2 separate regions of the Homo sapiens genome follow, and region 2 is linked to region 1. Evidence: chromatin contacts called from ENCODE Hi-C or POLR2A ChIA-PET data. All regions are on one chromosome and are shown on one strand. Each heading gives the region's core, a stretch centred on a gene start or an enhancer-like site at or near the end of the contact. The rest is flanking DNA. Distances are from core to core; before and after follow the strand shown.

What was found. A loop is a pair of places that touch in the nucleus more often than their neighbours do. ChIA-PET counts read pairs that join two places held with the same protein, here RNA polymerase II (POLR2A). Pooled maps may share reads with other maps.
Region 2: a loop to region 1 is called in a map of HepG2, with 3 times the contacts of the local background. The contact joins two enhancer-like sites. A Hi-C loop is called at or near these places in 5 of 168 maps with a recorded cell type or tissue (Caco-2, HepG2, astrocyte of the cerebellum and 2 more) and 2 of 50 pooled maps. POLR2A ChIA-PET finds 5 or more read pairs at or near these places in 1 of 52 experiments (activated B cell).

What each region holds. Positions count from the first base shown.
Region 1 is chr6:108,780,798-108,784,171 of GRCh38, forward strand. No RefSeq gene overlaps it. Among named protein-coding and RNA genes, the nearest start is that of LINC00222, 31 kb to the left of the region's middle. RefSeq lists an enhancer at 1,569-1,618. Within about 2 kb of position 1,999, at least 22 of the 41 ENCODE cell types and tissues checked have a DNase peak (open chromatin) inside an H3K27ac peak, as active enhancers do.
Region 2 is chr6:108,712,743-108,715,979 of GRCh38, forward strand. No RefSeq gene overlaps it. Among named protein-coding and RNA genes, the nearest start is that of LINC00222, 37 kb to the right of the region's middle. Within about 2 kb of position 1,474, at least 3 of the 41 ENCODE cell types and tissues checked have a DNase peak (open chromatin) inside an H3K27ac peak, as active enhancers do.

The sequences.
Region 1 (3,374 bases), core at 749-3,248:
CACAGAGCTTTTCAAGGGAAAGGGCCTAAAGAGAGAAAAGGTGGCGTATCCTCAGCTCTTCCGCTGAGGTCAGCCTACCAAGGAGAGATCAGCTTTAGTTCCTCAGAGACATGCCCAGTGATTCCAGGTGTGTGCAGGAGAGTGGCCAAACAGCTAAGGCAATAAGTCTGTTCTGAAGAAGACTTCTGTGTGTCAGGGGCCCACCTGCCGTGGCCAGGGAGGCTCTGCTCGTGCTTGAACCAGGCTTCTGCCAGGCGCCCTCCACCCACTCCATGCCTGCCCTCTCCACCCACCCCCTCCTCTACCCCCTCCCCTTCACCACCTCCCACACCCTCTTCACCCCTGCCCCTAAACCCCCACCTACCCCGGGGTCTAGTCCTTTGGGGGGAACATGAACTTGGCCTTCTTTAGAGCAGGCTGACCAATGGCTACCTCCATTCAGAAATGCTTGCTGTAACTCAGGACATCCTGTGTTGGCTGTGTCCCAAAGTCCAGGTGAAAATCTCCCGGGCCTCTGCACATCTTAGGAAGGAAGAGGGACCAAGCATCTAATGAGGTCTCTGATCTGGAGAGGAGAAGCACCTTGAGCCAGGGAAAGCCTCTTCCAGCACAGACAAGGCAGCCCTTTCTTTAGTGGGTGTCCTTTTCAGAACCAGGTGTTGCTAAGATTTAAAAGGTATTCTGTTTGCTAATTCAACTGAAATACACACAATCCGCCCCCAGTGCTGGGTTCAACATCTTTTTGCCAAGGCGGTTTTTACAAATGCTGATGAACCACTCCATGTGGCTTCCTAGGCAAGCACATTCCTCAAGCATTTTGACACCGGCTAATGATTTAAAGTCCCTTTGGCTCCATAAACAGTGGAGGCCGGCCCAAAGTGTTGGCTGATTAGAAACCCACTGGGCAGGCTCGCCCAAAAGGGCCTGGGGCTGGGTGAGCGCTCTACCTGGCTTCCCTCCTTGGGTGAGGAGGAGTGGGGTGGAAGGAAGGTGAGAAGGTGGTGCCCCTTTTCTGGATCTCTTGGTTTCCCTTTGACTCTCCATCTAGTATTCTCTGCATACACACACACTCGCACACACACACGCGCACACACATGCACACTCATATGCACACGCACACTCGTCTCTGCCTATGACTGTTCGATATCTTGTTGAATAGGCTCTGTGAAGGGCTGGGGGAGGGGCACATGTTGGAGAGAATGCCTACTTTTACTTCACTCGCAAAGATTCATCCCAAATTCTGTGGGGGTGTGTTGGCAAGGAGGGGAGGCAAGACTAAACAGAGGGGATAAAAACTTGCATCCGCATGATTGCTTTTTAAAAATATGACAACTTGTGAAAGCTTTATTTTCTGTTTATAGTGAAAGGCATTTCTTCTTGCCATTTACAGAGCAATTCTGCAAGAGAGCTTCAGCAAAATTCCAAAACAATCGCATCGAGAGTCGGCACAACGCAGGTCTCCCGACTTTGACTGGTTCCAGACGAAGTTTCTTTTGTCGTTTGCTAGCCTCCAGGGATGCAATCTCTACACTCTCTGTGGGATGGAGGGGGAAGGTGAGTGGAGGGAACATTAAATATTAGGAAACCCGAAGAAAAAGCAAAAGCAACTGCTTTCTCAGGCTGCCCTTCGGAGGTTCGTAGTCCGGGAACGATGAAGGGAGACTGCCACCTATGGGCCAGGTTCCAGGGACGCCCGCACGTGGCGTTCTGCGGGACAGACGCAGTCTTAAGGTAGAAGGGAAGGCGTCTTCATGGGACAGTGAGTCACCGCACACTCTGCTTGCAGGCAGAAGCACTCTTAACTCATTCAGGACAGATGAGCATTTTCCCAATTTAAAGGACACTTTTTTTTTTTTTTAAACAAGAGTGTGATCTTGTAAGCCAAGTTTTGTAATACAAACAAAATAATGGAACTGACACCCCAGGACCCACCATTTAAATTAAACAGATGTTCAGTTCAGTTTGGCTGCTAGGTTCCACAGTGGGATCCACTCCAGCACTATACCTGAAATTGTGTGGCTGCTTAACAAAAATGAATCAGCATAATGAATCAGAGATAAACATCCTCTTGCCGTGCCGTCCCAGTAGAAAAGCAACAGGATAAATAACAATTGGGCAAATATCAAACCCATTCCAGCAGATGCCTGTGGGTGGGGGCAAGGGAAATGAAAGTGGAATCAGACACAAAGGGGAATATAAAAGGAAGCACAGTTGTAAAACTAGAGAGGGACCTCACATACAGTCACGGTAATGGGATAAGAACTGAGGAGTATAATTCAATCACCTCTGCTCCCAACGTGAAAAAGAAAAGTTATATGCTTTGAGCTTGGCAAGTGGGAGACGGCTACTGTGTTATAATGGTTCCAATGGTATCATACAGTTGTCCTTTGATATTTGAGATCTATGTGTTCGTGAATAGCAAATCCTATTATTCCCATTGTCTTCCATTATAAAATCAGATCTGCCACACAACACCTATACGATACTGGATTTAGAGTAACCAAGCAGTCCCGACTCCTGTTGCAGAGAAGGGAGTGGTGTAGGTATTTGTGTGTGCATTTTTTTGTCTGAGTGTGTGTACATGTGCATGTATATGAAAGCATGTGTGTATGTATGAGTGTTTAAAAAAGGAGCTCAGGAAGGATTATGGTTCTGTCACTCCAAACCAAAGGAGATTTAAGGTCCTCTGCCCAGCATTGTAGCACCTAGAGAAAAGCTAACCCTGTCCAGGGAGGCATCTCCCCTGAATAGGCACATGTACTGAATAGGCACACTGCCTTCCAGACCCATCAGAAAGGCAGAGTTGGGCTGTAGAGTCTTCAACAGAAATCAGCAAGTAAAACTTGGGATGCTAGAATGGTACTGTACTTTCAGCAAGTGGCAAAGGAAACACAGGAAAGAATCCAACAGAAGCAGGATGGGGATTTTCTGGGCAGACTAGTAGGCTGGGTGAGGGAGAATAACCCAGTGTTGCACTCTATGTATAATCCACATTTTGTTTGCCCATTTTGCTCCTGAAGGACCTGTAGGAGACAGGAGCTAGGCCAGAACTGTTCTCTTAGCCCCACCAACTAAGGGTTAGTAGCATCAGTTCCTAAGTGAAGAAGAACTGGCAACCGATACCAGAATCCATCGAATGTCCTTTAGGGTTCTTTATACATAAAAACATAAATAGTGCCAAATTCTCATTAGTAGCTCAGTTGCTCTTTAAAAAAACACTCCTTTTATCTTTTATGAAGTGTAAGTTCAAGAGTCTTTCTAGATGTTGTAATATTCGGACACCTGGTTTAGGAGGCCTCTCTCTCCCCCCTTCATATATGTGAACCATAACCAGGAAGATCTGAGTATCTTTAACGTATATTAGTAAATTATAT
Region 2 (3,237 bases), core at 224-2,723, 69 kb before region 1:
GCTTGAGTTCAGGAGATGGGGGCTGCAGTGAGCCATGGTTGTACCACTGCACTCTAGCCTGGACAACAGGGCAAGACCCTGTCCCCCCCCCCCCAAAAAAAACTGGGCATCTGGGTGGCAATGTGTTCAGTGAAAACGTGGCTTCTTCTGGCCAGGAGAAGCTGACAGCCTGAACTGGCCTTTCTCTGGCCAGAGGGCATTTTGCTCAGCCATGGAAGGCTAACCTAAGAGCAGGTGGGATGACAGTAGGATGATGGGATGGCCAGTGCCTCCCTAACCACGCTCCCCTATGCATGCTGCATTTTCCTTCTCTGCACGCCCACAGCTGGATGGGAGGAGGTGCTCAAGTGTGTGGGAGGTGACCAGCCACATCTGCAGGAAGTTACAGGTGCCCTGGGCTGGGGCCCTGGGACACATTCCATTTCTGGGGCTGGTGCCTCCCATCCAGGCTCCAGACCAACTCCTTAGGGTGCATTTTAAAACTGGTTCTTCCAGCTATTAACCCTGCAGTTCCTGAGAGAACACACACCCAGGTGGAGCTAATTAGGGTGGGATGAGAGATTGGGACTCTAGGAATTCAGTGCCAGCCTCCCCTGCAGGTCACTCAGGAGTGGGGCCTTGATGGGCCTGCTGCAGACAGCTGAGAGCCCACATCTGTCTAATCAGGGCCCCACTCTCTTCAGGCTGCTTCAGGAATAAGTCCCCAGTCTAGGGGTGCTGGGGAATCCTGCACCGTGATTGCTGTGTAATCACAACACCTAAAGATGAAGGATTTGGACAAAGGAGCATTTATTGAGCACTTTGTCTGTGGTACTAGGCCCATTACATTCATTGTTTCCAGCCTCACAACCACCCTGTCATACAATTATGATTCCCATTTTTTTCAATGTGGAAACTGAGGCTCAGAGGTGGTAAGGTGCTTGTTTAAGCTCTCCTGCCTTTGAGCAATTGAACTGGTATCTAAAACCAGGTCTCTCAGACTCCAAATCCTACACGTAGCTGCTTCCCCTTTCAGGTTGATAAAATGATCAACCTGAGCTAGTCTATCTTGCACTGCTTCTCCTGCTTAGAGGTAATTGCGAGTGTTAGATGTTGATAAACAGCAATGTAGTAATGATGTGAACCAGTCAAAACCTTAATCCTCTCCACCTAAAATACGATCACATCACTTCCTTTTTCAAAAAAATCTTCATTGACTTCTCTACTCACCAGATCAAGTTCAAACTCTTTAGCGTACAAGACAAAACACTAAAGAGACTATGACCAAATGCCAAACTCATGTTTCCCTTTTCTCTTTCAAGAATGATGTCCAGTCTGGGAAGGGAAAAATAACCCTACTGAGTTGGAATTGGGGTCCAAGATTGGTGAGAAAGCGCCCAACAAACATGACAGAGTTTGAAGGGAGTCCAGGTCTCCTCACCCTGACCAGTGACTGCTCAGCCTCAGCTGCAGCATGTCGAGATTGCTCAACAGCTATTGTTAATCTTTCACAAACCATAACAAATGTGAGACAGTCCCCAAGGATGGAGTGGGCAAAAGTCCCAGTTTTTAAAAGGGAGAACACTTTAGATACTGCAAACTACAAACCAATAAGTGGGAAGGGGAGCCCCAATAAAATTGTAGTGCATGCTGTTAAACGGTTTGTGCCCCTTACAAATAGGAGCACAGATCTTCGAAGAGCTTCATGGGACTGCTGGAAACAAGTCATGTCAGTGTCACCTCATTTCTTCTTCTAATGGTGTGGCAGGGCGGGTAGATCAGGGAGACGTTGAGGATGTGGTACATCTGGATTTCAGCAAGACAGCTGATAAGGTCTCTTGTGACTTCCTTGTAGACAAAATTGGTTAATTGTGAGCTAGAGGTGCTTTTAAGTAGAACTCACAACCCATTGAAAGCATAAACCTGAGACATGCAGATAGAGAGTAACTCGGAGGAAGTCTCTAGTGGTAGGCAACAAGGCTCAGCTCTGAGCCCTGTGTTTTGGACATTTTTAATCAATAACTTAAAGGGCAGATGACACAGCTTGCCGGGGGTGGGGGTGGTGGGGGGGATTATTAACAGCTTGGATGCCAGAAATAGGATCCAGAAATTTAAGTGGAATAAATGGAAAGTTCTGGACTTTGGTTTAACAAACCCGTGACACAGCTGAAAGATTTTAGCTGACTAAATGCTCAATATGAGTTCATAGGAACCAAGCCACGTTAAGCAGCTCATGTTTCCCCTTTGCCTTCAGGATGCCAGATCCCTCCTTAGTGTCCAGCAGGGGGTCCTCCAGATGTGAGCTGGCTACCAATCCTGTGTCAGGCTGCAGACTTGCCATGTCCTTGAACACCTTTGCACCTCTGCACATGGTCTCATCTCTTTCTCCTGTAGCTCGCCAGCTGAGGTCCTATTCACACTTTCTTTCTTTCTGAGTCAGAATCCCTGTCCCCCAGGCTGCAGTGCAATGCCGTGATCATGGTTCACTGTGGCCTCAAACTTCCAGGCTCAAGTGATCCTCCCACCTCAGCCTCCAGAGTAGTCGAAACCAGAGGCTTGTGCGACCACACCCGGCTAATTTTTTTATTTTTTGAAGAGACAGGGTTTTGCCATGTTGCCCAGGCTGGTCTTGAATTCCTGGGCTCAAGCGGTCTGCCTGCCTCAGGATTCCTATTCACTCTTTACAATCCAGCTCTGCTGCACCCCTGAGCTTCTGGAGATGCCACAGAACACTTGTCTGTGCTCCTTTGTGGCACTCACCACGTTTTGTTAAAATGACCAATCGCCCTCCTTGACAGGGTTGTGTGCTGCTTGAGGGCAGGGGCTGTCTCATTCACGTGGAGGTTCAACACATGTCTGTGGAATGGGTTTCGCTGCCCCAAAGCTGATTCTATCTTTTGCTGTGTTTGCATTGGAACAATGGGCAGAAATGATTTCCTAATTCTGCTTGCATGGGGTAGGTCAGACAACTTGGATGTGGGTTTTAGTTCTGGGTCTTATACTTCAAATGATGCAGGGCAGAGTGATCCCACGCCAGGGCAAGCTGGGTGCTAAAGGATTTAGGCGCTCTATCACAAGAGGAACAGGAAAAAAGAAGGCTTAGGTGGGGATACGAGAGCTGTCTTCAAACATCTGGGAGAATGTCCTGTGTTCCCTCACCGTCTAAGGCTCAGGGACTTCTTCCAGAACAGGATGGAGCCCTGGACACACAACTACACACACAAACAATTGTCACAGAGTGGGAGGCAGGATAAAGTG